2 separate regions of the Homo sapiens genome follow, and region 2 is linked to region 1. A link is a loop called in an ENCODE intact Hi-C map of the cell type or tissue named here. Cell type or tissue: heart right ventricle. All regions are shown on one strand.

Region 1 (5,000 bases):
GCCTCATCCCCCTCACCTGTCCTCCGGCATTCTCTGCCTCCAGCATACCAGCCTTTCTCTGTTGCTGCAATGCTCAGAGCTCCTTTTGAACTTGGGCCTTGGCTCATGTCGTTTCCCCGCGAAGCCTGCTCTTCCCTGCCCCTGCCACGTCCTACCTTCAAATGTCACTGACTCTGGGAGGCTTCCCCGGTGACCCACCCACCCCAGCGCACATATCCTGTCAGTCCCCTTGAACGCCCCCCAAGGTGTAAGTGCACGGCCATACAATGGTTTGCTTAATACCCATCTTGCTCCGAGAGAGCTGTGACAGGGGCTGTCTTGTCCTCAGCTGTATCTGCTGTGCCCAGCACAGTCCTGGCACACAGTAGATGCTGGATGAAGATGTGCTGAGGGCCGAGCGCAGTGACTCACGCCTGTAATCTTAGCACTTTGGGAGGCTGAGTGGGCGGATTGCCTTAGCTCAGGGGTTCGAGATCAGCCTGGGCAACATGGTAAAACCCCCATCTCTGCTAAAATACAAAAAACATTAGCCAGGCATGGTGGTGCACACCTGTAATCTCAGCTACTCAGGAGGCTGAGGCGGGAAAATCCCTTGAACCCGGGAGGTGGAGGTTGCAGTGAGCTGAGATCATGCCACTGCACTTCAGCCTGGGTGACAGAGTGACTCTTTCTCAAAAAAAAAAAAAAAAAAAAAATGTTCTGAGACTCTGAGATGCATGAGGCTGTGGCTGGCAGGCAGAGGGGAGCCCGAAGGAGCCTTGAGGGACATAGGACCAAATACCATCTTTGTAGGAGGCCTGGGGAGGGGCAGGGCCTTGCTCAAGGTCACACCACCTAGTGGAGCCTCAGGATTGGAACTCACATCCCCTGCTCTCCAGCCTGGCGCCTCCCTTCCAAATGCAGCCTAGTGCTGGGAAAGGAGAGGGTGGCAGGCTGGCTCTGGGCAAAGACACTCCCCTTCTCCTCTTTGCTTCCCTCTCCTTCCTCTGTCCCTCCCCACTCTTCCTCTCCAACCAGGAGGCTGCCGAGCCAATGGCTCAGCGAGGGCTGGGGAGCCCTGACCTCCACCCACGCTCTACGATCTGTCAGCACCACTCTGCTAAGACCTCCCAAACTTCCGCACCCCCGCAGGCTGACAGGGCTGCAGGTGCCAGCGCTGACCTCCCGCTGCTCCTGTTCCTCTCCTTCCGCAGGCACCCCTCGCCCCCCACCGCCACCTCCAGCCGGGTTCTGGGGTCCTCCTGGGCCACCTGCTTACTGTGTGTCCCTGGACACGGCGTCTCCCCTCGCTGAGTTAGTTTCCTCATTTGTAAAACGGGGATATGGCCCGTCTCCTAGAGTGACCGGGAAGATCGGTGGTATCAACGCAAACTACAGCCCGGCAGCTTCCAGGCGAACTCACTTCTCAGGACGCCTCTCCTGCTGTCCTCTCAAAGCGGGGGACGAAGCCACCACCACCCAGTTTACAGATGGGGAAACTGAGGCTCAGGGAGATCTGGAAACCTTCCCGGGCAGCTGGGCTCCGAACCCAGGGCTGCGAGCACAAGGGCTGGCTCCCGCCCCCGGCCCTGGTCCCTCCTTCCCCGGGGCATGGCCCGGCCGTGCCAGGCGCTCGGTGACAGCCCCCGCGGGGGAGGCCGGGCTGGGAAAGGAGAGGGCAGCGGGCGGGGGCGCCTGGCCGCGCGGGGTCGGCCGCGGGTCGATACGGCGGCAGGATGAATGGGAGAGGGGAGCGCGGGCGGGAGGAGGAGGGAGGAGGAGGGGGAGGAGGGAGAGGCCGGAGCAGGGGGAGGGCCCGCCCCCGCCGCCCCCCAGGCCCCCGCCCCGCCCAGCGGGCTTGGCCGGGTCTGCAGCCCTCAGCGCCAAGCGCGGCCCCGCGGCCCCACCGAGGGATCGATAACTAATTTCACCGCGGCAGCCGCCCCAGTTTTTTCCCGATAATTGCGCGCCGGCAGCTGCGAGCAAGGCCCCCAGCCCGGCGCGCAGCCCCGCCCGCGCGCGATCAATTGACACCGCCACCGGGCGGCAGGAAAACTCATTTTTCTCTCCCTCCCCGGCTCCGGGTGGGCGCGGGCTGAGCTCTGCCAAGGGCCGGGGGCTACGCGGGGCCGGGGCCGGGGCCGGGGCCGGGGCCAGGCCAGGGAGGGAGGGCAGGGCCCGAGGAGGGGGCGGGGGCGCGGGCGCGGGTGTGGGAAGGAGGCTTGCAAGGAATCCGAGGAGGCGGGGTGCCTCAGTTTCTTCACTCTACCACAGGGGCGTGGCCGAAGGCGTCAGGGACGTGGGGTGCGGGCGGGGCTGTCCCAGCCCCTCTCAGCTGTTGGCGGACTGGCTGGCTGGTGGGAGGAAGGGCTAAGTCAAGCGCCACGGCCTGAATGCGTGGGTTCGACTCTGGACTCCCACCAGGGACCACTGTGTGAGGTTGCATCCGTTCCTCTGGACTCCCACCAGGGACCACTGTGTGAGGTTGCATCCGTTCCTTCCCTTCGTCTCTTCCTCTCTGAGCCTCAGTTTCCCCATCTTCTGAAAGGGGCCTGGCATATCCTGGGCAGGCAGATGGTGCATCAGAGGCAGTGATGCCCACAAGGAAGTGCTCCCCACAGGTGGCTTGGAGGAAATCCTCCTTCCTCAGCACTCATGGAGGCCCCCTGTGGGCCAGGCACTGTTATAGGCCTTCCGGGTGAGGACCAAGCAGTGACCACAGCTGACAAAACCCCTACCGTTGTGGAAGGAACATTCTACTGAGGCCATGGACGTACAATACCCAAGTAAGCAGTGAGAAGATGCCACTTGCCATGGAGAAAAATGAAGCAAGGTCAGCAGGACAGGGTGTGGGGTGCAAAGGCAATGCAGCCCCCAGGACCCATGGTGGGCCTCACCCTAGGCCCTCCTTGCAAAGCTCAGAGCTGCTCACTCCCAAACTGCCGGTTGTTCAAGGTCATGGGAAACCTGCAGACTTGGCATTTTCCAATGAGGATGGCCAGGAGGAGAGAGACCAAGAGGAAGGAGAAGCCAGGAGGTGGGGTGGGACAGTCTCCCTCTGGAAGAGTCCATAAGAGGGCCAGAGAGAGAGAGAGGGGTGGGGACTGGAGGGCACCAGGGCAAAGGGGGTACAGTCAGAGCTCCAATGGACACAGTGTCCTGGGGGGTCAGGTCAAGAGAGACTTGGGTTTGCTGGCCTGGTCCCAGCTGGGCCAGTGAGGCCCAGGGAAGGGCAGGGGCTCGCCCAGCCACAGTACTTATGGGGGACAGAGATGGGCTCCTAAATCCTGCCACCAGGCACAGAGAAGGGCAAGAGGGGCCAGAGAGGAAAGGAGGAAAGAGACTCATGGAGCGGGGGTGCCATTCTCTGTTTAGAGGGGTCAGGAGCCCCAATTTGCTTCCCAGAGGCCAGCTAAAGCTTCCTGGGAGCACCATGGGTGGTGCTGGGACTTCTACAGGACTCAGCATGACTCAAAGGGCCCTGGGGAATGTGTTCTGTTCCCCAGTCCCCCACCCCCCAGCTACCAGAATGACAGAGGCTCCCCGATGGAGGTGGGTAAGCCGGGCAGGGGTGGCGGCCTAAGGCTGCTGGGGAAGTGGGGTGTTCCAGGACTGAGCAGACCTCCTCCCCCGCCTCGGTTTCTTCATCTTAAAAATGGAGCTGGTGTTGAGGTGCTGAGGTTCTGTCAATCTTTCTTCCCTCCAAATTCCTGGCACGCCCAACCCCACGTCTGGGTTGAGAGTAGTGACTCAGCAGAAAATGAAGGCTACTGCTAGCAACCAAATGAGGTTAGCAGGGGGACTGGCAGGACGCCGTGGGCTGGGATTCGAAACAGCACATAGCTGGGTCTCACCCGCCTGAGGCCCCATCTATCCAACCACCTAACATTTACTCATCATTCAGCAAATATTTAGTGAACACCAACTATGTGTGAGGCACTATGTGGGGGAGTGAGTGTAAGGTCCCCCCGCTTCCCCATCTCCTTCCTCTCCCCGCAACCCCCACGTCTCCACCTTCATTTTCTTTTGGGGTATGGTCAAAGGAGGCCTGGATTGGGAGTCAGGACTAGACTCAGGCCTGCTGGTGACCTAGGCAGGCCCCTTGCCCTCTCTGTGCCTTGGTGGACCAATGGTCATTAGTGGACTCTGTGTCCTTCCTAAGAGAGGAGAGCCCTGGATTAACAGCAGCTGTGGGCTGGGGGCCTCACCCCTGGGTCTCATTCAGTCCCCATGAAGTGAGATGAAGGAACAGAGACCAAGATTCACCCAGGGTCCCAAAGCCAGGAGGGAGAAGAGGGCAGAGCTCAGGTCCGTCTGACACCAGAGCCCTGCCCACTTGTCTGAGCTGGAGGGGAAGGAGTGCCCATCAGGAGAAACTTTTGGATCCTGGATAGAAGCTGGGATGTGGGGTAGGGACTAAGGTGCTCAGAGTCCCCTTGTCCTGCCCCTCAGTTAGTGGCTTTGGCCACCAGCCATCTCAGAAAGGCCTCTGTCGGTCAGAGGAGGAGCTGCCCCAGAAGGCCATGTGGGGTGACCTTGGCCTCCTCGACGTTCCCTGGGCCAGCACAGGCACAGAACGATACTCTTTTTGTAAAGAGACATGTACTCACTGGGTCAGCAGTGAGGCAGGGAAGACAGCCTCACAGCTACAAGCACAGGATTTTTAAGGCTGGTCCCCAACCCAGCTCTGCTGCCCGCTAGCCCTGGGTCCTTGGGCAAGCTGCCTCCTCCTCTGAGCCTCAGGCTTCCCATCTGTAAAATGGGCATAGTGGCAATTCGGTAGACCCACTGTGCCAGATCCTGTGCTGAGCCTTCTCTGTATCTGCACTCTGAGCCCTGTGAGCAGCACCCGCTATTCCACAACCCTCGTTCTTCTCGTCTTCACCTCGGAATCCAGCCATGGCAGTAGTTCTGTGCCACCTGACAGATCTCCATGCCGCCACTGCATCCAGAATGCAGCTCGGAATGCCCCATCTGGAGATGTGGGATCCTGCCAACCTAGGCCCCGGACCTAGGGACAC
Region 2 (5,000 bases), 54 kb before region 1:
GTTCGAGACCAGCCTGACCAACATGGAGGAACCCCATCTCTACTAAAAATACAAAATTAGCCGGGCATGGTGGCTCATGCCTGTAATCCCAGCTACTCAGGAGGCTGAGGCAGGAGAGTTGCTTGAACCGGGGAGGTGGAAGTTGCAATGAGCCAAGATTGCGCCGTTGCACCCCACACTGGGCAACAAGAGCGAAACTCCGTCTCAATAAATAAATAAATTAAATAAACAAATATATATATATATATATATGTAATGCCATCACATCTTCTCCGGCCTTTGGTGTTATTGTGGTCATATACTTTATTTTTGTATGTCTTATAGATCCCAGAATGCATTGTTATTTTTACTTTAAAAGGTGGATTAATTTTTAAAGAATTTAAGAAAAGAAAAACAGTCTTTGGACTGCTGGCCACAAATTCTCTGTTTTATTTATCCCCAAATAGTTTTATTTTTCCATTTTGAGAGAGATTTTCACTGATACCATTCGGAGTTAACAGATTTATTCTTTCATCACTTTTCAGATGCCGTTCCATTGTTTGCTGACTTTCATTGATTCTATGAGAAGTCTGCAGTCTTTTGCAGCGTTGTTTTCCTATGTATAATTGTCTCCTCCCACCCCACTCACCCCAGCTGCTTTCCACATTCTCTCTCTTTGATTTTCAGCAGTCTGCCCATGATGTGCCTAAATAGGACTTTCTTTGCATTCATCTTGGCTGGGGCTCACTGAACTTTCTGAATCTGTAGATTAATTTTCTTTTTTCAATAAACCTTGGAATATTTTCAGCATAATTTTTTTCCTGTCTTCTTCTCTCTCTTTTCTCCTCTGAAATGCCAATTAAATATATGTTAGACTGCTTTATCCTGCCCCACAACTTACTGAGGCGAAATTTTTCAATCACTTCTCTTTGTGCTTCTGATGACACTGGTGGCCCATCTGGAGTGGCCGCTGCCATCACACCAGCTGCAGGGGGAGGTGCAGCCAGGCTGCACATTCCATGGAGCCAGCAGGAACTGCAGACAGGTGGGAGCCCCACCTCTTCTGAGCTAGTGGGGCAGGAGCTCCCTGGATGCAGCCGCAGCCACCCAAGTTATGCCTGTGGACCCGGGCCTCCCACTGCATGAAGCAGGCAGAAACCCCACCCCACTAGGCACAGCTGCCACCCAAGTTGTGGCTGCAGACCCAGGGCTCCCTGGGCTCCTGCTAGGGGCAGGAGCAGGCAGAAGCCCTGCCCTTCCAGGCGCAGCTGCAGCCACCCACATTACAGCTGCAGACCAAAGCCTCCCAATCCATGGAGCAGGCAGAAGCCTTGTGCACCCCACTCTGCCCCGTGCAGCTGCAGGGCCCAAACATGAGCAGGTCAGTGCTGACACGCCAGCCCCCAGCCACTTCGGCCCCCTCCAGACTTTGGGCACCAACGAGCACAGGAGGGAAGCTGATGGGGGCTGAGGGCAGCTCAGCACTGGCCTGCAGGTGCCCCTTGGCACCTACAGCCTGGGTGCCATGAATGGCAGCAGGAGGCAGACAGCTTCCTGGGCAGAAGGGGGTGGGTCTCTGGTGAGGTCCCACCTTCAGGCCAGGGAAGGCCTGAAGGCTGGGGGCCAGACTGCCAGTCCTGCAGACTGAAGTGGGAAACTTGTGGTGCCTTTTCTGGGCCTGCCCATGGCCGCCTATGGACCAATTGGCGTGTACTTCCTCCCCTCTGAGGCCCATAAAAGCCCCAGGCTCAGCCAGAGCTGAGCAGAGGTCAGGAAGGCCAGCTGCAGAGAGGAGCTACCCACTCCAGGGCCTCCTCTGAGCTATTCTGTTACTCAGTAAAGCTCCTTTCGCCTTGCTGCCCCTCCACTTAATTCTTCCTAGACACAGGACAAGAACTTGGGACCAGCCAAATGGTAAGGCTGAAAGAGCTGTAACACAAACAAGGCTGAAATACATCCATTGTGAGTGAAGAGAAGTAGAGAAGAGCCACAGCCCTTCAGGGAGCCCAGACCTGAGAACTCCCCAAGCCAGGGCTGTGACCCCCTCTTTGGGGCCCTGCAGTTCCCAGAGTCTCCAAGCTTCTGGGCACCACCATGTTCCCCAGTGGCAGCCTTGAAAGATGCTTGCAGTGTGTCTGATCCAGTCACAGCCTCACAGAGAGCCAGCACTGATGCTGGCACCTGGAGCTGTCCACCCTGCTGCAGCAGCTGGTATGCCTGTGTGCAGTGGCCAGACCCCATGTTTGTTTGCTCACACACCCCTGGCCACTCCACACCTGGCTCGCCCTTGGCAGACATGAGATCCAGGCTGGTAGAGTGAGCTGAGTGCAACCAGGCCAAGTGGGTGGAACGAGCCTAGTGGGCCTGAGCAAATCTCAGGCAAAGGTGCCACAGTCCAGAGGTTTCCAGCTAAAAAAGTGACACCCCAAGGATCCTGCAACACTTTATGTAGATAATTTCTACCGACCTGTCTTTACATTTATTGGCCCTCTTAAAATTGGGTCTAATATGCTATTTTTTTTTTAGACAAGCTCTCACTTGGTCACCCAGACTAGAGTATAGTGACATGATCACAGCTCACTGCAGGCTCAAACTCCTGAGCTTAAGCGATCCTCCTGCCTCAGCCTCCCAGGTAGCTGGGACTGTGGATACATGCCATCATGCCCAGCTTATTTTTGCATTTTTTGTAGAGATGGGGTTTTGCCATGTTGCCCAGGCTGGTCTTGAACTCCTGGTCTCAATAATCCTCCTGCCTTGGCTTAGTGCTGGGATTATAGATATAAGCCATTGTGCTCAGACAAGTCTAACAGGCTTTAGTCCCATCAAATGAATATTCAATTTCAGACATTGTATTTTTTAGCTTAAAATTTAATCTGATTCTCTCTTTTTAAAAAATAGTTGCCATATCTCCCCCCCACACACCTTTTTTTTGAGACAGAGTCTCATTCTATTGCCCAGGGTATGCAGTGGCATGATCCTGGCTCACTGCAACATCCGTCTCCTGTGTTCAAGCGATTCTCTTGCCTCAGCCTCCCTCCTACAACTACAGGTGCATACCACCACTCCTGACTAATTTTTTGTATTTTTGGTAGAGACAGGGCATGTTGGCCAGGCTGGTCTCTAACTCCTGGCCTCAAGTGATCCACCTGCCTCAGCCTCCCAATGTGTTGAGATTACAGGCATGAGCCACCATGCACAACCTTGTTATGGGTTTAATTACATCCACCACCTTCAAAAGATACGTTGTATTCCTAACCCCCAATACCTCAGACTGTGACCTCATTTAGAAATGGTGTCATTGCTGATGTAATTACTTAAGATAATATCATAGTGGAATAAGGTAGGCCCTTAATGAAATATGACTGGTGTCAATTTTTTTTTTTTTTTGAGACAGGGTCTCACTGTTGCCCAGGCTGGAGTGCAATGGTGCAATCTTGGCCCACTGCAACCTCTGCCTCCCAGGCTCAAGCAATCCTCCCACCTCAGCCTCCTGAGTAACTGGGACTACAGGCATGCACCACTGCACCCAGCTATTTTTTGTATTTTTAGTAGAGACAGGGTTTCACCATGTTGCCGGGGCTGGTCTTGAACTCCTGGGCTCAAGTAATCCACCAGCCTCATCATCTCGAAGTGCTGGGGTTACAGGCATGAGCCACCATGTCTGGCCAGACTGGTGTCCTTTTAAGAAAAGACAGGAGGCTAGGCACAGTGGCTCATGTCTATAATCCCAACACTTTGGAAAGCCAAGGCAGACAAAGCACTTGAGGCCAGGAGTTCAAAACCACCCTGGGCAACACAGCAAAACCCTGTCTCTACTAAAAATACAAAAATTAGCTGGGCGTGGTGATGCATGCCTGTAATCCCAGCTACTCCAGAGGCTGAGGCAGGAGAATAGCTTGAACCCAGGAGAGGAAGTTTGCAGTGAGCTGAGATCATGCCACTGCACTACAGCCTGGGCAACAAAGTGAGACTCCGTCTCAAAAAAAAAAGGAAAGAAGACAGAGGCTGGGAGTGGTGGCTTACCTGTAATCTCAGCACTTTGGGAGGCTGAGGCAGGTGGATCACTTGAGCCCGGGAGTTCAAGACCAGCCTTGGCAACACGGTGAAACCCTGTCTCTACCAAAAATACAAAATTCAAGCCAGTCTCATAACCCAGCCTCAAAATAAATAAACAAATAAATAGATTAAAATTTTAAAAGAAATAAGAAGAGAGAGACCCAGGAAGAATGCCTTGTGACGAGGAAGGAAGAGATTGTAGTGACGCATCTATGAGCCAAGGAATGCCAACAACTGCTGGCGTCGCTAGAAGCTAGAGAGAGGCATGGCACAGATTCTTCCTGAGAGCCCTCAGGAGAAATCCACCCTGATCATACCTGAATTTCATACTTTTAGCCTCTGTAACTATGAAGGAGAAAATGTCTTTTGTTTTATGCCACTCAGTTTGTGCTACTTTGTTCTAGCGGCCCTGGGAAACGAGTACACTCCGGAAATTTCTCTTGTTTTTGTCCACTATGATTGCCTTTGCTTTTCCTTATAGATGAATTTTACTTTGCTACTTTTTTCTTCTTCTTTCTTTCCTTCTTTCTTTCTCTTCTTCTTTCTTTTTTTTCTTTCTTTCTTTCTCTCTCACTCTCTCTCTTTCTCTTTCTTTTCTTTTCTTCATCCAGTGATGCAATTATAGCTCACTGCAGCCTCAAACTCCCGGGCTCAAGCAATCTTCCTGCCCCAGCCTCCCAAGTAGCTAGAACAACAGGCATGTGCCACCACATTCAGCTAATTTTTTAAAATTTATTTTTTTAATTTTTTTTGAGATGGAGTCTCACTCTGTCACCCAGGCTGGAGTGCAGTGGCATGATCTCAGCTCACTGCAACCTCCGCCTCCCAAGTTCAAGCAATTCTTCTGCCTCAGCCTCCCGAATAGCTGGGAATGCAGGCGCATACCACCACACTTGGCTAATTTTTGTATTTTTAGTAGAGACAGGGTTTCACCATATTGGCCAGGCTGGTTTTGAACTCCTGAC

The links. A loop is a pair of places that touch in the nucleus more often than their neighbours do. Peaks named below come from ENCODE experiments on the same cell type or tissue, not always from the same donor. Only the 100,000 strongest peaks of a DNase experiment are listed, where the experiment ranks them.
Region 2: it touches region 1 in a loop (1.8-fold over the local background); 19 of 110 quality-filtered maps call a loop at or near these places.

What each region holds. Positions count from the first base shown.
Region 1 is chr9:129,567,108-129,572,107 of GRCh38, forward strand. No RefSeq gene overlaps it. Among named protein-coding and RNA genes, the nearest start is that of C9orf50, 51 kb to the right of the region's middle. RefSeq lists enhancers at 2,707-3,570, 3,571-4,434, 3,583-3,877, 4,435-5,000. In heart right ventricle, a CTCF peak has its summit at 2,670; DNase peaks (open chromatin) are centred at 2,274 and 3,684; H3K4me3 peaks cover 1,778 bases; H3K27ac peaks cover 3,828 bases.
Region 2 is chr9:129,512,895-129,517,894 of GRCh38, forward strand. LOC124900275 (extensin-like) reads left to right here. Exons shown (of 4, transcript XM_047424330.1): 4 at 525-792. It overlaps LINC00963 (long intergenic non-protein coding RNA 963), which reads left to right. Exons shown (of 5, transcript NR_038955.1): 5 at 525-792. Among named protein-coding and RNA genes, the nearest start is that of LINC00963, 27 kb to the left of the region's middle. In heart right ventricle, no CTCF peak of the experiment used is centred here; no DNase peak of the experiment used is centred here.